2 separate regions of the Homo sapiens genome follow, and region 1 is linked to region 2. Evidence: chromatin loops called from intact Hi-C (ENCODE). Cell type or tissue: Caco-2. All regions are shown on one strand. Each heading gives the region's core, and the rest is flanking DNA. Links, peaks and the distances in the headings are about the cores only. Region 1 has its middle 90 kb from the start of KLHL29. Region 2 holds the start of LOC107985792 (a long non-coding RNA gene).

The links. Peaks named below come from ENCODE experiments on the same cell type or tissue, not always from the same donor. Only the 100,000 strongest peaks of a DNase experiment are listed, where the experiment ranks them.
Region 1: it touches region 2 in a loop (3-fold over the local background); 2 of 110 quality-filtered maps call a loop at or near these places.

The regions. Positions count from the first base shown.
Region 1 is chr2:23,289,284-23,300,847 of GRCh38, forward strand. No RefSeq gene overlaps it. Among named protein-coding and RNA genes, the nearest start is that of KLHL29, 90 kb to the right of the region's middle. RefSeq lists an enhancer at 8,190-8,690. In Caco-2, for the core only: a CTCF peak has its summit at 5,190 (motif pointing left); no DNase peak of the experiment used is centred there.
Region 2 is chr2:23,193,156-23,204,719 of GRCh38, forward strand. It overlaps LOC107985792 (a long non-coding RNA gene), which reads right to left and starts at 5,774. Exons shown (of 9, transcript NR_171639.1): 1 at 5,654-5,774. It overlaps LOC102723389 (a long non-coding RNA gene), which reads right to left. Exons shown (of 4, transcript XR_427009.3): 4 at 10,582-11,564. In Caco-2, for the core only: a CTCF peak has its summit at 6,381 (motif pointing right); no DNase peak of the experiment used is centred there.

The DNA.
Region 1 (11,564 bases), core at 1,539-9,538, 96 kb after region 2:
ACCCACCCATGTAAAGACGGTCTCTCCCTCCTTGTACCTCCACAGTACTTTGAATGCAACACTCTGAATCCCAAATACTTTCTATTGTACAAATTCCTTATATATTCATATATCCAAATTTAAATATGTGGATATACACAGATCTGTCTCCCCCATTAGACTGTGATATCCTTCAAGGTACAAATTCTGCAACATTCATCCCAGGTGTCCTCAGTGCCTGGTACATGGTCATCATCCATTAATCCTAGTAGAATCTATGAATGAGCAAATGAATGAATGCCACTATGAAAACATAACCTACTTTACTGAAGTTCCAGGTGTATCAGGTTCTCTGTTTGGATAACCTCATCTGGTATATGGTTAATAGTAACCAATTCATTTTGCCACATTGTCCTCTGTGACTCCATGTCCAAGTTGGATTACACTTAGATGCCCTGAAATAGTCTAAGCCAGGTTCTGCACAAGCAAGTAGCCTCCCTTCTGGTAGTACTCAAGGCCCTCCATTACCTGGAACCAGCCTACAGTCATGTTCCAGCTTCCCACTGCTTCCTCTCACACACTCTCCACCTCAGCCAAGCAGCACAATTCCACCTTCTCCAAATCTGGCTGACATTTCCCTGCCCCTGAACGTTCCTGCCCTGTCCTCTTCAGCCTCAATCTTTTGACAAACATTCACCCAAAATCTAGTCATTGCACAATGCACTGGGGTTACTAAGATGACTGTTCTCAAGGAGGACACAGTAAATAGAACCTCACCATACAGCATGGAATGTGCTACGACAGAGCTAAGTACCAGGTATGAGGCTCGCACAGCAAGGCTACTGGGTAAGACTTTCTGGAGCAGTAGCTATTTAAGCTGACCATTCATTGAGCCACATTTTACTAGTGAGTGCAGTTGCTGGGCCTTAAAGGCAAGAATCTAGACTTCACCATCTCTCTTCCACTTCTCAGTTCCATGGAATAAACATACAGGGCCTAGCAATTAGGATATCAGGCATCCTTATCCATGCATCTAATGAATTATACATAAGATTTCTCTGCAAATAATGGTTATGTGAGATTAGAGAGGAAGGAAGTAGGAAGCAGCTTACCAGGGCAGCCCAACACAATGCTGATAGTGGCATCTTAAACTGTTGCTAAGCAAGATGAAGGTCATGGCTTTGCCAGTGCCCACCCATGAGGACACCTGGTTGTTGTTCTAGTGGAAGAATGAGACCATTGCAAACCTTGATTTTTTAGTCAGCAAACCATTTAAGAATCATTTGAGAAAAGAACATGAGTCTTGGGTTTTTGCCTTCTGGTAAGATCAGGAAAGCACCAGTTCCAGAGCTTATAAATTGGTATGAGGGTCTGGGAAGAAAACCCCAGATCAATAGGGCAGTGATGTGGGAAGAGACGATGATTATCACTGCTCTTGATGTCATGGAGGGAGGCGCTGCATACAGACCCACAGACACCAGCAACTCAGAGTCAGAGAGTATTCAGAAGAGCCTGTTGTGTGAAAACAGCTTAGGAATATTGCAGCCAACTTATGTTGCTTATATGTTTATTTTAGTGTGTGCACAGTATCTAAATAAACTTAAAGAGCTTTTTCAATAAATCTAAAATTATAATTCTAAGTTATAAAGCATTGTGGTCATAGTCTAATTGACAGTACTTTTTTATTCTTAGAGGTACATAAAATAACGGTGCCTCTTAAAATCAATAGTTTCTTAGATACTATGAAATACGGCGGCTACTCTATGGTGGCTATTTGTTTACCGAGTTAACCCACTGAATCCTGACTGTAATTAAGTTTTCTCTTTATGTATCGCTTCAGTTGAGTTGAAAGCTTCTCCAGTCCATTAGCTATCCACCTGAGCTCTGGAAAATATGTCAGTGTTCTTTGTGTTCTCTGGAAGAGAACGGCAAAATGTGAAAAAAAAAAAAAAAAACCCTTTAATATTTAATACTGGCCTGTTATCCTCATTTCAGGTTTTAGGAATTAGATGAGAATGACTTCATTGCACTGCAGGCAACTGTATTGATGGAATGGGCTTCACTCTGTGCAACAGATGTGCTCCTGGAGAAGATGTGTTTAATTTAGATTTTTTTGTGTTCCCACAGAAAAAACAGTTTGCTTAAGACATCACTCCCTCACACACTTGCACACACACGGTGTTGCTTGAACATGCTACAAACAGATTACACAAGAGTTAGGAGGCAAGCCCAGGTCTGCATGCCAGGTTTCCTCACCCTGGACCCCACAGCCAGTCTTTGGAAGGCAATTATCTCTTTAGATTTACAAACCCAGAAAAATTGAGACCTCTTTCCACATTACCTCTTGAACATGAGGCAACACGGTGTTACTAACAAGTATGTAATTCATGGATCTACAAGCCTTTGCTATGGGCTTTTGTGTCAAGAAATAGGAAAGTAAAAACCAGATACTCGACCTCGAGGAAGGATTGCAATTGATGGGATTTTAAAAATGAGAAAACAGTCCAGGTCCAAGGAAATGGTGTTCAGTCACAGTATCCTAAGAGTGTTCACTGGCAGGATTTTCTCCTCCTGTCATTCTGAGAATCTTAATGGGTTTGAATTGATTCACTGAGCCATGCCATTGAAAGGGAAGAGAAATGTCAAGACCCCATGTTTCCAGTCATGCATTTGGGGCCAGACCAAAATGCACTTCAGAACTTCTAGGTTTAAATGTTTCCACCACCACAAATAAATCATTTGACAAGTCTTTCCACGCACCTATAGTGTTCCCCGCCTTGCCCTAAGGTCCCTCTATATGGAGCACAGAAGGTGAGGCCAACCTGGTCCTCCCTTTCAGGAGATGACCACTGAGATGTGGGGGTCAGCCTCACGCCTAAGGATAAGGGAGCTATCTAAGCAGCTTCACTACTCCAAGGGACCTGGGACTAATGCATGTGGTGAGGGTGGCAGGGAGAGAACATCCAGCACCCCCTGCAGGAGCCAAGAAGACCTCCTGCAGTAGCTTGCATGGGTCTCTGGGAGGTTGCAGGAGACTCCACCCTGGGAACTTTCTGTTGCCTGGCAATTGCCACCTGGGTGCTCTCTCTCTCCTCGCTAAACAACCTTCACACCAATCTGGAGGCCTTGGGTGGTTGCTGGTCTCTCTGTTCAAACCAAGTGAGAACTGGTTTGAATCAGGGAATCCAAGAAGTGGGTAGAAAAGGGCATTGCTATATAGGATAAGGTACGGCATTGCTATATAGGATAAGGTATTGCATTGCTGATAACTCAAAACAACTCTATGGGAAACACAAGATGGCTTCATTACCTATGCTGGCATCGAGGCAATAGCCATCAGTTAAAGGACGAACCTCAGGGCGAAGCCGGATGAGGACCCCTTCTTGAATAGCCCTACGTGTGACTCTAAGAGCTTCTCTTCTTTCCTCTTATGCAGGTTTTTATCTAAATAGCTACACGTATCTCATTGCAGTGAGGAAGACAGGACCTGGCACAAGATCCTGTCCTACTAGTGATTTAGTGGAGTAAGGAGCACAGGTAGGAGGTTCCCGGGGACTGAAAATCAGTGAGGCACTCACCTGAGGATTGGAGACCATGGGCTCAGATTCTCCCCAGTTAAAAAGGATGTACTTTCCCACCTGCCCCAGAACAGGAGCTGAGTCTGCACTGCTCAGGTATGTCGCTCACCTCCTCTTCCCAAAATGAGGGGACAGGGACAGGGGAAGGAACAGAACACCAAGAACAGAGCCATCTAGCCCAAGCTGCTCCTCTACCTTTCTGGACACAACTCTGTGGGCTCCCTAAGTCCACGGCCACATGTTCTCACCCTGATGAACCCCAGAGAGGTGCACTATTCAGCTTTCAACGTGGCCTAATCCCAGCTGAGGGCTCAGCTCTGGGCTCTCCCTGAACCACACAGATCTCCAAGTCAGAGATACCGCATGTCAGTGCTGGCAGTTGAAACAGTAGGGACCATCACATTTTTGATTTATAGGCTGCCCAGGGAATGTCCCAAAGCCGGAAGGCCAAGTTTCATAATCGGCTCCTTAGTCTGAGGCCAAACCATCAGGCCACAACACTTCCTGCTAACATGTTGGACTTTTCCAACATATAATTACTTATTCATGAATTATTTGGACCTAAATACTGTACAGGCTTTTTCACTTCCTTACCTCCCCTAATAATCTGTCGTTGGAATTATACATTCGATTCCCAATTATAAGCTAAGACTTACCTCTGGGGCCCTGATATTGTCTTAGCAAATGCAGAGTTAAACCCAAAACAAAGCCAATAAAGGAGGCATCTAAAATTACATGGCACCACCATGTAATTTGAGTCTTATTTAAAACAACTATTCATTTTAATGACTGTTCAAGTTTATTTTCATAAAAATGTGTTTTACGTAAGCCCCAAAGTTTCATATACAATTAATTCCCTTCACAAAGAAAGTACGTTTCAAACCCAGAATGGTCATGCTGGTCTCCATGACCGTGGAGCTTGTTTCTTTCAAGTTGTAGTTGCCTTTTTTCCACTGTAATTAAGCTTGGGGGAAAAAATCATAATGCTAACCAAATAAATCCCACCCTTCGTACAATTATGTATGGTATGCGGTGAGCAAAAAAAATGATCTAGGCTTTGTTCGTCTTAAAATACACTTGGCAGCCACTTCACTTAATAAGCTCCTTTCTCCTTCTGAGAACAAGGGAGTCATAAAGTCCAAGCAATAATGGAGGAGGGCTGGCAGCTCCGGAGGGAAGTGACAACATCCCACGGCAGCGACCTGCACACAGGGTTCTGAGCAATGCTCTGACCTGGCTTCTCCACAATCATGAGTTCATCTTGTCTCTAAGTGTATCTCTCTGGGACTTGTTTTTATTGTAGTTTCCCCCTTTGGGGAATCTAATTTTTACATAACGATGCAAGGTCAAACAGAGAGGGCTCACAAACCCTCATTCTCCTACAGAACCTCACAGGTTTCACTGAACACCAGCCGGCCTGATCAGGTCTCCCCATTTCCATCCCCACCACCCAGGACCTGGCACGAGATCCTATTCTGCTGAAGCCCCACAGCCATCTCTCAGTGGGGCCTGCACTCCACACCCCAGGAATTTCTCTGCCCCAGTCATGACTAAGCTGGCCCCTTGTTGCTTCCCCTCATGCTCTAGAAGGGGCCCACTCCCAGGTGCCGCCCACTTGCTGCACCCTGGTGGCCACTGTTGACATTCAGAACATCTAACCTGGACTCCTCAAAGCTGCCCTACATCATACTGTCTCCATGTTTTGCTTCCTCCAACCCAAACAGCACTGTGATCGGAGAGGTCTAGGGTTCTAAAATGCCCATCTGAGCACTTCACACTTCCAGCTTAGCAACTGTTATCACCATTGGTGACCAAAGTGTAGACAGATCATTACATTAACTTTCAACAGCCAGGATCCCACCTTTTTTTCAAAGTTGATTTTTCTGACATCTTCCTGCTTATGTAGTATATAAGATAAACTGGACAACCTGCTGATCCCTGCAAATACCCTTTGATTTTTCTCCCTCCAGGCCTTTGCTGATGCTGTTCTTTCTACTTGGAAGGCCAAGTCAGTATCTGTTGGTTTGTATGCTATTTGCCATTCAAGGCTTGGCTCAAATACCACTTCCTCCCCTTAACGAGAAGTTTTTTCTTCCCCATATGAACCCTATAAAATTCTAACATAGCTCACTTAGAGCTCTTACCTTGTTTCAACACCAAGCAACAAACATGCCCATCCCTGCCCCCTAAATTTCTGCTATTTGTGAGTATGCCCTACCCAGCGTACTAATCTGAATGCTCCTTGAGGCCAGAAGCCACATCCTATTAATCTTTGCATTTCTCCTGCCTAGTAAAGTGGCTTGCATTTAATAGGCATTAAATATATATTTGTTGACAGAATAACTGAATGAAAGACTTCTCTGGAGTTTTATTTTATACAGAAGAAGGTTAGAGAGGGAGGAAGAGGTGTGATGTTGCTTAATTTGTTCTGGATTATGATGGGCACTTTTTCCCATCAAGGTAGGTAGCAATCCTTGAAGTCTCAAATTAAATGTCACTTGTACATAGAGAAGAAGCCTTCCATTACTCCTATACTAGGTTAGGTTCCTCTCCTGTGCACTGTCACTCACACACACACACCCCCACACACCTGTTGTGAGTGGTGTTCCAGGTGGAGGGGTTGGAGGAGACACTTCTCCACTCCTGGTGTTTTCCATCAGATGAAGCCTGCTTCCACTAGCACCATACACCTGGCCTCTCTCTCCACCCTTCACTCATTTATACTGAATTTATATCAATTAGTGGCCCTGGAAGGGAGATTTGGGTCTCAGTAACCTAGACCTCCTCCTCCTCCCTCATCTTAGAAGCAAGTTCTTCTAGGAAGCCCATCCTATGCACAGCTGCTGCGCTATACTGTAGGATTTACCCAGATGCAGGCTCTCCGGCTGCAAGTGGGAGCCTTGCCTGGCCCAGGCTGCCTGGGACTGCTGGGCCAACTCTGAGATTCAGCATCAGGCAGCCCACGTGCCTGAAGATACAAGCTCCATTCTCCAATGGCAGCTTCCTAGTTAATTTGAGTGCTATTTTGATTTCCCATCTGCCTTACTTTTTTATCTTTTTTCAGTTGGCTCAGGTCTTGGGTGAAAAAAAGGAGAGTTCATCATTGGACCTTCTCCAGACCTGCCTCTGTCTCCTAATAACTATGTGTTTAATCACCAGTGTCCCACTCGAGACCCTCCACTCCAGGAGGACTGGTGCATCTCTCTTTTTCATTGTGTTTCCCGTGCCAAGCAATGACTGGTGTGTCGGATGCTAAACCCCAGTAAATGTTAAAGAGGTAGCTAAATGCTATTGAGAAAAAATTAGAAGAAAGAAATGAAAAGGAAAGAAAAAAGGAGAGAAGAAAAAAGGAAAGGGAAGGCATCTTATAAGAAAGAGACAGGAGAGGAAGACAAGGAAAAAGAAAACTAGGTAATAAGGAAAGAAGACGATAAGAACTTCCTTGAGAGGAAGTCAAAAAGGAAAAAAAACAAAAGGGTAACCAAGTAAGGGGTAAAAGAAAGTGCCAGAACAGACCCTGCAGCCAGGCTAGAGAGCCCAGCGAGAATGAGAGCAAGACTATGGCTAGCCTCTCACCCTTCATCCTTCCCTCCCTCAAAGGGCTTCCTTCCCATCCCGACTCTCACCTTCGCTCTCCAGTAGATTCACCTGAACAATTAGCTTTCGCCTCCTCCTCTCTGTTCGCAGTGCTGCTGGGAGGTAGGACTGGGATGAATGCAGAGGGAAGCGATTTGGGAGGAGGAAGCCTCACTGAGAGAAGGGTTAATAGTGTTTGGAAGCTACATCCAGAAACTCTTATCTCCTGTATGAGCCCAGGGATCACCCCGGGACCCCAGCCCTGCAAAGGTCAGGAAGCTTAGAGAACAAGCTCCTCTAATAAAGCAAAAGCCGTCAGCTCCTCCCACAACACCTTCCCCAAGGCCCAGCCTACCCTCTTCCCCCAGGCCCCCTTTCCTGTTCAATTCTCATTATCCTTCTGCTAATCGAATAGAGCTGGGCACTTGATCAAAACTATTGGTTCTGTAACTCACCCAGATGCATCATAAGCCGAGACGTTTATGGCTGTCCTGGGATATATATCTCTGTGATCTAGCTCCTCCGCGAGCTCTTTGGCTGCCCCCGGAGTCGGGACAAATCTTATTTCAAAGTATGTTTAGAAGAAGGAAGCTGAGGCCTGGGTAGGTCTTCTTCTGACACTCCGCCTCCCTGTTCACAATGGCCAAAGGAAAGGGCCACAAGCACTTCCCAGGAAATAAACAGATGAATTAACGTTAATTATTTTGTATGCGTTTGATCTGTAGGTGAACTAGTATCATCAGGCAGCACTCACTCGTGAATATTCCCTGGGACTCCAGCATGGTGGGGATTTTAAAAAGAAATGTAGCTCTATCAATAAGAAACATGTCATCCTGTTTATGCCCAAGTTGCATCACCCACAAAACAGCCTTTCAATATTCTCAGCTGCAAGGTACGTTCACAATGATGATTAACATTGTTACTGTTATTAAAACCTTCAGTTTTCCTCCCTGGGCTTCAGATGACAGGAATAACATACTGTATTCATCTACTGGGGCTGCTATAACAAAGTAGCACAGACTGGGTGGCTTAAACAATGGATATTTATTTTCTCACAGTCCTTCAGGCTCTAAGTCCAAGATCAAGGTGTCAGCAAGATTAGTTTCTCCTGAGGCCTCTCTCCTTGGCTCATAGATGGCTGTATCCTCTCTGTGTCTACACATGGTCTTCTCTCTGTGTGTGTTTGCATCCTAATCCCCTCTGCTTATAAGGACACCAGTCATATTGGCCTCATTTACCTTAATCACCTCTTTAAAGGCCCTATCTCCAATTCCAGTCACATTTGAGATACAGGGAGCTGGGGCTTCAGTGTAGGAATTTTGTAGGGGCCACAATTCAGCCCAGACCACCCTCTGTCCCAAATTCTTTCCTGAAGTTAGAGCTGAGTCACTGGGGGACGGAGAGGGGGAAACATAAAGGCCTGGCTTCCAATCTCTGCCAAAAACATGAATATTGTTCACAGATATCAGAAGCACAGCCACCACCAGGCACCCCCAGCTGCACAGCCTCAGCCCGTGAGGGCAACGGAGTAGGAACCAACCGCCCACCTGATGATGAGGCCGCCCAGTTCTGAGGCAGTGAGCAGCAACAAATGGCTCCCACCAGAGGTGCCAGCTCAGCAGCGCAGAGAGTGTCAGGCAGCATGTAGAATCTTCATCCCTCCATAAAGGGAAAGTAAGCCCTGGGGAGAGGCTGCAGAGCCTCTGCTAGCTGGTTAACTTCCTGAGTCTCGGTCTCCTGTCTGTCAGTGGAGGAGATCACTAGAGCTACTTATTCCACCGTATGAAGATTAGACCAGAACATCTCTACTCCAGCACAGTGCAACATGGCACATAGCATGTGCTTGAAACACACTGGCCAGAGCAGCGGTGGTGGCAGTGGTGGTGGCAGCAGTGGGCATCAGGGTCGGATTTTTGTCATCCTCAGAGCCTGCTCTAGCTTTCCCATTTCCGCAAGCTGGCCCAGACCTTCCTGCCCATGCCATGCAGATGCCTCCCTCCTCTTCTCTGCTCAAGGACCAGCTCCCCACTTTCTCCCAGATGGCTTTCCAAAACACACTAGCACACGGAATCTCTGTCTCTGAGCTCCAACAGCTCAGGCCGGCAGTGTGTTCATCTGGCCTGAGCCCAGTCTTGAATCACTGACTTTCATGTGTACTCTTCTAAGCTTCCCATGGAACCTTCAGGGCATGGAGACTCCACATCGTCACCCCTTTGCATTCTTCTGGGTTTGTCCTTACAATGCTGACATTTGTACCCCTCTGTGTCTTTGCCCACATGATGCCCTGATGCCCTCCCTAGGCGTGGCTAATGTCCTCCCTGACACGCAGAAAATAAAGGGAGCTATCTGCCTCAGCACCCAGAGCAACCCACGTGACCCTCATATCCCTTTGTCATCATGGCTGCCATTGGCTGAATGCCTACTCTATGCCAACCGCTGAGCCAGAGGCTTTACACACATTCGCTCCCATGCTCACACTATGAGATTAGTATAATGGCACCATTCTGCAAGTGATGAAACCAAGGCTGCAGGTAAAGTGACTTGCTATAGGTCACATGATCATAAGAAAAAGAAGTTGTCATTTTCTAAGTCTGTCTCCAAAGACAGCTATTTTTCTATCACACCAATGGTCTCAAGTAAGAAAAATGGACACTTAAATCATGTGGGCAGCAGAGCGTGGGGGGTCACATGTTGGAATACTACATAACCATGACAAAGAATCAACCACTGCTACATGCAACAACATGTAATATAAGCAAAGGAAGCCAGACATGGATCGTAAATATATGATTGTGTGCAGATGAAGTTCAAGGGCAGGCGAAGCTAATCCACACTGATGGAAGTTAGAATAGTGGTTACTTCTGGATGAGTGAGTGAGAGGCACCGACTTGGAAGGACCGTGAAGGAGCCTTTTGGGGCACTGGAAATGTTCCTTTTATAGCCGGATGGTATTCATACAAACGCATATGTATGTAAAATTCATGTATGTACATTATCCCTCAATAAAAAAAATGTTTAAAACATCCTCAGGGAGGACATATGTAGTCTTTTAAATATATTCAATATTATAATTTCATATTTGGAAACCAAAAAATAAATCACTCTATTGCTTTTGAAACACAAACTTTAAAAGAATTTTCAAGATGTATACGTTTCTCCAAAGGAGACATATGTTTAAAAGACTGAGACACGCTGCACTGCATGGATCACATTCTGTCTCCATTCTTTGTGTATTTCTGGCTCCCCTGTCAGACTCAGGGCACCTTTGAGGAAACACCATCCTGGAATGGCCACAGCATAGGATCTGCACAGCTCACAGGAAGGGTCTAGTAAGGGATTGTCAAATGGGTCATCTCTGCCCTCCAGAACTCATAACATGTGGACAAGTCCAAGAATTCAGGACTGAGGCTGCTTCTCCCAATCCTGTCTATCATTCAGCCACATTTTACAACTCAGACAAAGAGAAGAATACCACTGCTGTGGAAAGCCTTGCTCCGAAACAAGGGGTGGTTGCTCAGTGGGCCTGGCAGGGCGCTGAGCTGCTGAGAGTCTGTCTCCACCCCAGTAATCATATAAAATTTCCCCCGCCAGTGCCTCTGCCCCCTGTGGGCAGTTTGCTCTGCATGCTGAATCCGGGCACAGAGAACCTGCTGGAAGTTGCTCTTGCAGGAAATGGCCTTTGCTGTTCTTAGAGCAAAGCCTTTAATTTGCGTGGCAGGAAGCTTAGTGTATTTCACACTGTCGTTCTCATCATGAACTCCTAGGGGAGGAGCATGAGTGTGAACCTTCTATATTGAACATTCAGTTTGCCAGGCCCTAGCATAGGTCCTAGGACATGGTGGGCACATACAGGTAAGTTCACGCCCCTACTCTCCTGAGAGTTCACGATGAGAAAAACAGCACTTGAGGGCTGGGCATTACCAACCAGCCAAGGCACAAATTTTTCTCAAGAACCTGCTATATGCCATGATGGTTGTCAAGAGGATGCAGTGTTTTTGGTGGATGACAATGCCAAACCCTTTGAGTAGCTGAGCCATGCTGAACAATGGAGAGAAAATGCAGAGGCTACTTTGCTTTATTTTAATGGGGCAAAATGTAGGTCTGTGGTCCCTTTCTGCAGTCTTTATTTTGTATTAGATCTCATAAAAGTTCCTAGAAAGTTCCTGCCCAGCTGTCTCTTTGAGCTATAGGTGGACAACAAGACATTTTTCTGGTTCAGTGAGGCCGCAGACAGTGCAGGCTCTTACCTTCACCACAAAGATACCTGCTTCGTCTTTGTCAGATTCTGGAACATTCTCAGGCTTCCACTCATTACTTTGTATCAGTCCTTTAGAGAAGTTAGAGAAATTCCAGGAACTAATGATTGACTCATGAATATCCAGCCTCTCAGGACCCTTATCATTCTTCATTAGAACCAGATAGACAGATTAA
Region 2 (11,564 bases), core at 1,532-9,531:
TCAAGTTACCATGAGGAGTAGAGCCTCAAACCCAAACAAAGGCAGATTGGACTTCCAGAATAAATCAAACCCCACTTAGAGTAGAAGTTGTTCTTATGTCAAATGGGTGGTGAATACTGGGGAACATTTAGACCAGTTGTCACTGACTACAGAAAAAATAAGAATAGAAAAGGACCTAGATACTTCTTCCACTTTACAAAACTATCCCCCTTCTTCCCCAGAGAATGGGCCTTGCCTTCATAGAAAGGGGCAAAAGGAGTGCCTTGGTCTCTGCTGTGCTGAAGAACTGGTTCAAATTACTGCTCAAAGTCAGAGAGAAAATAACTTGCTTTATTAAACCTTCCTAGCCAAAAATCAGCCTATTCAGATTAATATGCCTCTAGGTATTGCTTTCCAAATGTTAGGAGCAATGACCTGGAAAAATGAAAAGCTTTATTTAAGAATGTTGATGTCTGCATCTATATGGCTGGATCTTTAGCTGTCAGAAGAAAGAAACAACTATTGGTTGGAGTTAAATAATCTTTCACCGTCCAGATATGAAACGTGCTATTGCCTCAGTGAACGCTTCTAGAGAGTAGAGCTGTAAAGTATGAATGTCTGTTTAGGATGTAGAGTCACAAGGGGATGTTACTGCCATCCTAACATTGGAAGAAGCCAAATAGGCTATAAAATTATAGTTTTTAAGCTCATTAGAGAGCCAAGGATGTCAATAAACCTAAATGAGTTAAATTCCAGAAAGCAATGAGCCCTTTCTTGGAGAGTACAGACTTACAGCTGCTGTCGTCCCTAGTGGTGTGGTGAAAGAAGGAACACAAACCAAAGAATTTTATAAGCCTCCCATGGCCATGTGTGAGCTGGTAAAGACGAGAGGTCCATGGGATCCCTTTCAGAGAATAACTCGGTATCCAGCCCCCAAACATTTCCCACAGACCTAGAACAAGTGTATGGGAGTAGTGTATTAAAGATTGGGGCAGGCCAGAGACCTGAAAGATATCTCCCCTCCCAAGGCACATGAGGCCCTCTCTAAGTGCAACACACTGAGACGCATTGCAGGTGGGGAGGGGCAGGGAAAGAGAACTGCAAAAATCTCCCTGAGACACCATAGACTTGCATCCAGTGATCAGAACAGCCGACTAAAGCTGGGACCGAGTAGGCAGAGGAAACCCCTTTAAAACTGTGAAGCTCTTCACATAGTGTCCTGCAGTAGCCATCCAAAGGCCAGGAGTGGGGTAGCCTGATGGGAAGAGACTTCCCAAGGAATAGAAAGCCAGGGGTGGGACTGGAAAAAAAATACAAAATTTTTCAGTGACCCAAAAAGTTGGCGATAGGGTTGGAAAATGGAGTTTCTCATTGTTCAGAAACCTATAAGGCTTAAAGAGATCTCCAAATCTCACCTCCTCTCAGATTGCAAGCCCTGCTGGAGGGAGAGTCTTGATGATACCTTCAAAACATTTAAAGCTAGAAGGAAATTAAATCTGACCAAAGCTGCAACAAAGCCAAGGCTCAGCTCAACTCCATATGGGATTAACTCACCCTTCCGCAGTCCCAGCCTTGCAGGAAAAGGGGTGTGCTCTTTTTGGGGATAAAGTTTATTCTACACCTTCAGTCCTTTTATATGTATGTTTTTGCACACAGTAAAAAACTTAGGAGATACACAAAGAACCGAGAAAGTTTTACCATGGTCCAAGAAAAGAGCCATGAAATCAGATCCAGAGAAGGTCCAGTTGTTGGATTTATCATACAGGGAGTTTGGGGGAAAAAATGTATGATAAATACATTAAAGGATCCAAAAAATTGTGGACAATATGTGAAAAGATGGGGAATTTGTCTAGGGAGAGGGAAACTATAAAAGAGAACAAAATAGAAATGCTAAAAACAAATAAAAGAACTACAATCTCAGAAATAGATAGTTCATTTGACAGGGTTACAAACTAGATATAGTACAAAAGAGGATTTGTCAACTAGAAAACAGGAAATTATCCAAATTAAAATAGGTAGAGAGAAGACTGCAGAGAAAAAAAGAAACAGAGCATCTGAGATCTCTGAAATAATATCAGATGGTCTAACATATATGAAGTCAAAGTCCCAGGAAAAAAGATAGAATGAAGCAAAGGGAATATTTGAAAAGATGACAGCCAAGAATTCTACATCAACTGAAAGATTCAGAAAATCTCAATAAACGACAAGCAGGGGCAAAACAAACCAAACCATCATCTTGGCAACCAGTCAAACTGCTGAAAATCAAAGGAAAGACATAGATCCACGACATTCATACATGACAAAGAATGGCTGACTTCGTTAGAAACAGTGGAGTCCAGAAAACAATTTAATGAGATGTTTAATTAGACAAAAGCATTATAAGTCATGCTGGCCTTGAATTCTTTATCCAGCAAAATATCCTTGCAAAAATGAGGGTGGGATACAGACTTTTCCAGATAAACAAAATCTGAATTTTTTGCCAACAGATTTGCACTATAAGAAATATTAAAAGAAGTATTTCAGGCTGCAGGAAATGATACCAGATGGAAACTTGGATCTTTACAGAAGAATAAAGAAGATCATAAAAGCTTTAAAATGTGTGTAAATACTTTTCAGAGTTTTTTTCCTTTATTCTTTCTCTCTCATTTCTTTCTTTTTCTTTCTTCCCCTCTAAATCTATCCATAGACACACACACACACACACACACACTTTTAACAACCTACAGACCATATAAAGCAAAAATTTTAAAAATGTATTATGGAATTAATACCATATGTAGAAGTAAAAAACATAGAAGAACAAAGTGTAGGAAGGGTAAATGGAATTTTACTGTATAAATTTCTTACATTATTCATGAAATAATATTACAGGCTGAGTACCACTTATTTGAAATGTCTAGGACCAGAAATGTTTTGGATTTCAGATTTTTTTGGATTTGGGAATATTTGCATATAAATAATAAGATATCTTGGGGATGGGACCCAAGTCTAAACACAAAAGTTCATTTACATTTCATATACACCTTATGTACATACCCTGAAGGTGATTTTTATGCAATATTTTTAATAACCTTGTGCAGGAAACAAACTTTTGACTCATTTTGACTGAGACCTGTCAAATGAGAGCAGGTGTGTAATTTTCTATTTGTGGCATCAAGTCAGCACTCAAAAAATGTTGGATTTTGAAGCATTTCAGATTTCAGATTTTTGGATCAGGGGTGCTCAACATGTAGTCCATAATTTCCAGAAGAGTTGGGGTTGAGCCATCCATAATTTTTAACGGGCAAAAATGGCACCATGGGAGTGGGAGACTGTGGTAAGTTAAAGATGAATAGTGTCATCACTACAACAATCATTTTAAAAATAGTACAAATAGGTATAACAAAAAGATCAATAGTAAAGGTACAATGGAATACTAAAAATGCTTCATTCACGCAAAACAAGGAAGAATGAATAAAGGAGAAAAAGATAAAAAGATACAAAAGACAGAATGGAAAATACAAAATAATAACATGATGTTAGACTTAAAAGCAATCATATCAGTAAGTATGCATATTAACTAAATGTTCTTTTTAAGAAGCAGAAATTATCAGACTGAATGAAAAGCAAGAAAAGCCTTTATGTTGCTTTCAGTAAACATAATTTTAATATAAAGACACAGATAGATTGAAAGTAAAATATGGAAAACAATATACTATACAAACATTAAGTATAAGAAAAATAGTGTAGCTATATTAAAGTAGACTTCAAGACACAGAATTCTAGTAGAGATATAAAAGGACATTTTATTATTATAAAAGTTTCAGTCCATTAAAGATATATAAACATCTTAAATGTGTATGCACCTTAAAACAGAGCTTCAAAATATCTGAAGCAAAAAGTGGCTGTGCTAAAAAGATAAATAGACAAATCCACAAAGATAAATGGAGACTTTAAATTCTCTTCTCTCAATAGTTGATAGAACAAGTTGAAGAAAAAAAAAGGAGAGAGCAGATAGAAGATCTGCACAACTCAATCAACCAGCTTCATGGAACTGACATTTATAAAACAGACCAAAAACTGTAAAATATACATTTTTTTGCAAGTGCACAGAAAATGTCCCAAAAAACCATATGCTAGGCCATTAGAAAGTCTCAATAAATTTCAAAAGACCAATAACATAAAGAGTATATTCTCTGGTGACAACGGCATTAAATTAGATACTAATCTCAATAGCACACCAAGAAAATCACCCCAATATTTGGAAATTAAACATACTGCTAAATAGTCCAAAGATCAAAGAATAAATTACAAAAGAAAGCACAGAATATTTTCAGTGGAATGTTAACAATTTCAAATTGTGTAGGCTATACCTAAAGCAGTGCTAACAGGGAAATGTATAGCTTCAGAAGCCTATCTCAGGAAACAGGAAACACATTAGAGCAATCATCTAAACCACGACCTTAAGAGGCTAAGAAATGAAGAGTAAATTAAACCCAGAGTAGGTACAAGAAATAAGACAATAAATAGATGACAAATAAATGCAACGGAAAGAGACAACCAATAAAGACAATCAGCAAAGTCAGAGGTTGTTTTTTGGAAAAAGTTAATAATGTTGATAATCTCCTCAGTTTGAATGATCAAGAAGTAAAGGAGAAAGTAAACCACAAATTGCCAGTATCAGAAGTACAATAAGGAAGATCTTCAGAGATCCTATAGACAAATATAATAAAAGGAGCAACTTTATGCCTCCAAATTTGACTTAGATAAAAGAGAAACATTTGTTGAAAGCTCAACCTAAAATGTACACAAGAAGAATTTTAAAATATAAACAGCCCCGTATCTATGAAACAAATTGATTTGTCATCAAAACTATGAATTTTGTTAAACACTAAGGAGGAAGGAGTGCCAAACTTAACACAAACACTTCCAGAAAATAAAGAAGAAGGAACAAATCCCACCTTGCTTGATAAAGCCAGCATGACCCTGATATCAAAATCATTTGGTATCAGTTTTTAACCAGGCGTATTTTTCCAACTGCTTTACCTAAACTAACCCTATCTAATCCTCACAATAGCCCTAAACTGTAAATATTCATTATTATCCCTATTTTACAAATGAGAAAACAGAGGCACAGAGAGGTTAGAAACTTGCCCAAGGCCACACAGTTATTAAGCAGTGGGACCACGAGACTAATACAAGCCAACTGTTTCTCAAGTCTACTTCCTAAGCACCACACTATACTTCCTCCTTAATACTAAATTAGATCAAAACAGTGAGCGTGTGCAGCACAACGCTTGGGACAGCATGAACTTATTAAATAAACTGAACGTCCAGTGGGAAGCTAGAAATACAAAACTGAAGCTCAAACTGGACCAACACATCGCAGCCGAGGACCTGTAAGCATTCCACTTCAGTTCTTGAATATGAATTCATTTGACCCAGCGCATAGCTGTGTGCACACCCATGCACACTCATGTGTGCAAGAGTCCCAGTGAGGCAGTTTACAATTTGAAAGTGCAAGCCTACCACACTGGATAAGGAAACGGAAGACAACTGTCCTTATCTCTCTCTCCAGCCCTCCCTGATCCCTGCAGTCCTTGCCAATGCACTAAGAGACTTGTCACACGATAATGAAAAACTGAAATGTGATGGATTCAATTACAATTTATATTTTCACTTAACAATCAATTACCTTCCCCTTGTTGGTGGAACATCATTAAGCGATGATACCAGCTCTGGAGAGAAATCCTCTTGGGGAGGGGAGCAGCTAGCCCAGAGAGAGTTGAACAGGGTTTTGAGTCTCCCAGGAATCTGGGCAGAGGGAAGAGAGGCACGGAGCAGGAATAGTGGAAGGATTGACTTCCTGGGGCTGCCCAGGGGTGAGAAAAGAGGTGTTCTCTGCCTGTCTGTGCCAAGAAAGAAGGGGTTAGGGAATCCCCACCTTTCTCTGGACCCTCTTCGTCTACCTGTGGGGGCGTCCCTGGGATCTAAAATAAACAAGAAAGTTGAAGCTCCCCCTTGGATGTCACCCAGAGAAGCTGATCCTGAAGTTAAATATTTGCAAAGCGGGGGTGAGCAAGATAGACTTGCTGAGGACCCAGCAAGGGTGCACTAGGGCACAGGCAGCCTCCACTAAGATCCTTCAAGAGGTTGGGGGAGGCTCCATGTTTGCTTGCTCCCCAGGTGGGCTTTGTAGAACTTAAGAGGCTCTCTGGGGCTCGGCCTCTTGGAAACAGCAGCGATAAGCCCTGCACAGATGGAGCAGCCTCCAGACAGCAGCCGCCTGGGAGGATGAAAATTGAAATCCCAGCTTTCCTTCAGAAAGATGGAAAGAAGGGAGGGAATCCCAATGCAGAGTTCTCCATCTCTCTCACTTTCTCTCTCTCTCTCTTCTCCACAAGGGGGCGCACAGCCTGAAGCAGCTTCCCTTCTAACAACCCCCCAATTTTGCATTTTCAAGCATGCAAATCTGACTACGTCATTTATGCTTAAAACCTCTCATTGCTATAAAATAAAGCCTAAATTATTTAGCATGGCATTTGAAGGGGATCAGAATATGCCACCCTGAAATATGTCCCTTTGGCATGTGGATTATTTTGAGCTGAAGGCAATTGAGAATCAACAGATGGAGGAAGAGTTCTCTGACCCCCGAATCTGTCTAAAAGCAGGGACAAATTTCCCTTTGTGAAGGTGACTCTCACCCTGCACTAGGAAGGGAGGGCAGAGTGACTCTTATCACCAGAGATGGGAGTCAATACCAAGATGAGTTGGCATAACAGACCTTACTAAAATAACCATTGTCTTCCACTAGTTCCCCAATATATTTCCTAGTCACTTCCCCATAATTTATCATCCCTTCAAAGCCCGAATTCTCTTTCCTTTGTTAAAATGGTATATAAACCCCTAAGTCTAACTGCCTCTTTGAGTTTCGCTGATTTTTTTCTGTGGACTCATGTTCACATAAATATTAATAAAAATTTTGTGCCTTTTCTCCTGTTATCTGTCTTTTGTCAGGCATGTAGGTTCAGTAACTGAACCTAAGAGGGTAGAAGAAAAGTTTTTCCTCCCTGACACATTCAAAGTCTTCTCAATCTTGCTTCTGTCTCACACACCTTCCAGGCCTCCTAAACTTGACCCCATTCTTTAACCACTAAGTGCCTCCTGGAATTTACAAACATTTTTTGCATTTTCACATCTTCTCCACTTGACCGCACTCTATTAAGCTTTTGAAGTTCCTTTGAATATTTCCCTCTCCTGAAGCCTTCCTTCAATGTCCCCAGGAGATTGATGCCTGCTTTACCTTGTTCTGAAGGCACTTTTATAATCCCACACCATTATAATAATTATGGCATAATGAATGTTCGTTCCTTTATTTATATCCTCTCTTCACAATGTTCACATTCTTTGTTTCATTAATTCCAAGTTGAAAAGCACACAGTAAAGAGAGAAAGCCTGAGAGCAGTAAGTTCTACTTCTATCCAGCTGTTTGCTCAGACAAATTGCTTAACAATTCAGCACCTCAGTTTCATCATCTGTAAAATGGGATTGCTATAACCTATCTCTTCAGTTGTAGCTACATGAAATGAGTTGCTGCATGAAAACCCCTTGGCTCAAATCCTGACTCACAGTAAGTGTTCAATAAATGCTGGTTATTAGCTATTTGATTTTTTGTTTACTTGGAATTTCATGAGCGTGTCCATTAAATCTTAATGATCTTTGTACCCAACGTCAAAAAGGCTATCACAGAGCTTGGTGTTTCATAAGCTCTCGAAAGAAAAACAAGATGTGTACCGAATGAATGAGCAGTCACTATGTACAGATATTGTGAAAACAGTCACTGCTGGTATTCAGAACTGCAAATACATAGTTTTGTGTAATATTTCAACTGCTGATCCTGTCAAATGTGCTTACGTGGAAGTATTGTGAAACATTTTAAGGGCTGATACTGTCAAATGCATTGAGGAACCACTGTGAATGTTGACATTGTCAAATGGGGTGTCAAACATGGTTATATGAAAACAATGTAACAGCAGCGTATGTGACATATAGATTTATATTAAAGATATTGTACCAAAGAGCAAGGTTAAAGCATAGCACAGTCCCAGTAAAATTCAAAGTCCTACCTTTCAGCTCATTGTGTTAAAACTACAATGGATCCAGAAATTAGGCACATATTAATTATTTTCAAAACATTATGTTGTTCTTGTGGTTGGGGGGGGAGGCACGTAAAATTTAGAATTAAGGGCTCCTAACTTAAGATTGCCCTAGGAGGAGTGGCAAAGGTGTCCCTCTTGCCCCACAGTGAGGCTTCTGCACACCTTTTAGTCTAACTTCATGGAGCTGGGGACTGCTGTGTGAGCAATGAGGTAGGGTGGTCTAGGTGTTCAGATGGCAATCTGGGTCTCTGGTCATAAAGGCTGGAGTCTGCCATTACTCAGGCAAGCCCCAGTAAGGGTCAGCAATGAGATGCTCTCTGTCCCTTTGCATAGGGGTTCTGATCTGGCAGTGACAGTGGGGATCCTCTAGGATGGCCTGGATGACATAACCCAACCCATGCCTCACCCAGAGCTCCACTGTGATGACATCCTAATTTCCAAGACCCTGGAATTGGCTTTCACACGTTATATTATTTTCTCTTTCTCAAAGGTAGCCATTGTTTTCCAGCTCAAAATCAAAATAAACACAAAAGACAAAAAAAAATCCTTTCCTTTACATTGCATTAACTTGTCTATTGTATCCAGGAGAGAAAAATTATGGTTCTTTTTTACATCTACTGGTCACATCATATCTGAAATCAAGTGTTCAGGTTAGGAAAGGGAATCATAGAATTACCTAAAATTTTTGGCATCAAGAATCACAAAATGTTTTTCTCCTCTGTTTATATCCTCTGTTTACAATGTTCACATTCTCTGTTTCATTAATTCCAAGCCTGGGAATTAACCCGTAGAAAATTATCCCTGATGTGGCAAAGATTCCAGAGATTTTCATCAGAGCATCATTTAAAATAGGAAAAACGTTATATAAGCTGGACATAATAAATATGTAATAATGATAGATTAGGTAAATTGAGAACAAATGGTGTAATGTGATATGGTGTGCGTCTATTGAAATGGAGTTTGAAAAAAGGTCTTGATATCAGAAAATATTTATAACATCAGAGAAAAACAGCAACACAAATTTTACACAAAATGAGTATGTTCGTGTATTTGTATCAGTGATATAAAACAATACAATGGTCCTACCTGGGTACTGTCATTATGTAAGATTTTTTAGGGTCTCTTCCATGTGTTTTCTATATTTTCTAAGTTTTCTACAACATTTCTTCTTGATGCTAATATGCATCCTTGCAGACTATTTGTGCATTTAATGCAGTGTTTCTTTTTTTTCTCCCTCTCACCCCAATTACTGTTAAATTGATGGTGTGTCTTAAGTCAATTGTATTTGTTTGCTAGGGCAACTGACATAATGAAGTACAACAAACTGGGTGGCTTAGACAACAGAAGTTAGAAGCCGGAGGTTGAAGATCAAGATGTGGGCAGGGCTGTTTTCTCCTGAGGCCTCTCTCCTTGCTTGTCCTCACAAGTCCTTTCCTCTGTGCATGCACATCCCTGGGGTCCCCTCGTCTTATAAAGACACCAGTCCTATTGGATCAGGGCCCCACCCTGATGACCTTGCCTCACCTTAATTACCTCTTTAAAGTCCTGTCTCCAAATACTGTCATGTTAGGGGTTAGGGTTTCAATGTATGAATTGGGGGGAAACACAATTCTGTCCGTAATATCAATGGGGTCTTAGAATCAAGAAAATGCAGCATAACTTTCACAATCCATGAAAAGAATGAGCATTTATTGAAGGAAACAAGAGCCATCACCACGCCTCCTCCTATGGCTGGGATGCTATGGCAGTCAGCTGACCCATCGCTGACCATTGCAGAGTCCAGGACAAACCATCAGGTGAGAGGTTAGACCTGGAATCCCTCTTCATCAACACGCCTCCCCCAATTCCCCAGTTCAAAAATGGCTCCACCATATTCTTCTCTATCGTTTCAACAATAACGTGATCCCCCTTCTGTATGCCCACTCTGACAACTCTCACACGACACTCAGGGCCGATATTTTGACCCAGACCATAATGAGTCTTATATTATAATTTAACCCTTACGGAATAAATCTTTTATCTCCAACCACAGAGTGAAATTCTCCTAGCTCACTCCTATTCCTCCTCAACCAGCTGCTATTTTGGAAAACATTCTTTAATTATTCCCCATCCTGAAGCAAGTCTAAGATAGGTGCTCCCTTCTGAGCTCTCAGGGCCACTGTCAGTTTTGCTTCACCCATTTATTGGTCTATCAACCTTACACATATGCATGTGCACTCACACACAAACACACACACACACAAACACACACACACAAACACAATATACACACAAACACACACAGACACAAACACACACACACAAACACACACACACAAACACAACATACACACAAACACAGACAAACACACACACACAAACACACACATACACACAAACACAACATACACACAAACACACACACACAAACACACACACAAACACACACACAAACACAACATACAAACACAAACACACACACACAAACACAACATACACACAAACACAAACACACAAACACACACACACACACACGGTGTGAGCTCCTCAGTGCTAGAAATTCTGTCTTAGCCAACTGTCCACATTCATGGCCCAATACAGTCACGTATTAGCTATGTGTCCTTGGGCAAATTACTTAATACTTAACCTCTATGCCTCAGTTTCCTTCTCTGTAAATAGGGATGATGCCATTATCTACCTCGTAGGATTGCTGTGAAAGCTAAACGAGATGGTGAAATTGAGAAAGTGCTGGCTCAGAGTCAGTGCTCAAATGTGACTGATGATGATTATGACGACAATGGTGCCATACTCTGAGCATGTCAAGAGGAGGGAAGGAAGCTTCATCTGAGCAAGGGGAAAGTAGTCTCCACCTTTTCCCTCTTCTGTGAGACCTACCACAGATCTGTGTACTGGAGTCATTTCTCAAACCAGGACTTAAAGTAAATGAATGATTTGGGCTTCATCTTACCTGGGGACCTTGGGTTTTGTAATGACAAACAGCAGGTGGGCTCTTAAGAGTTTAACCATCATTGATTGTGGCTGGGAAGAAGAGATGGATAAATGTCCTGTATTCAATATGGAAAGTCAACACTGTTCAACCCCAAATACTTGAACCTAAATAGTTCCTTCACAGCTCCTTGTCCTGATCAATGAGTGGCCTGCAAATATCCCAGCATTTCCTTCTTCTGTGCAGTGCACTCTGCCTGTGACAGGCCATCATGGGGCACCCCATCCACACCTCCAGGAATATCCCTGTCCCACTGTGAACGCCGTAAGTCGGGACCACGGCAGAAAAGCGCTACAAGGGTCAACGAAAGCCACCTAATCTGACTCTGAAACATCACCTCTGAGAATGTATCTTCATAACATTATTGAAAAGGAGGAAGCTCCATGTGTATGAAGATATTCACCACACTAGCATCTATAATTTTGAAGATACTAATAACCATACAAGAAAAGTTCAGTGTG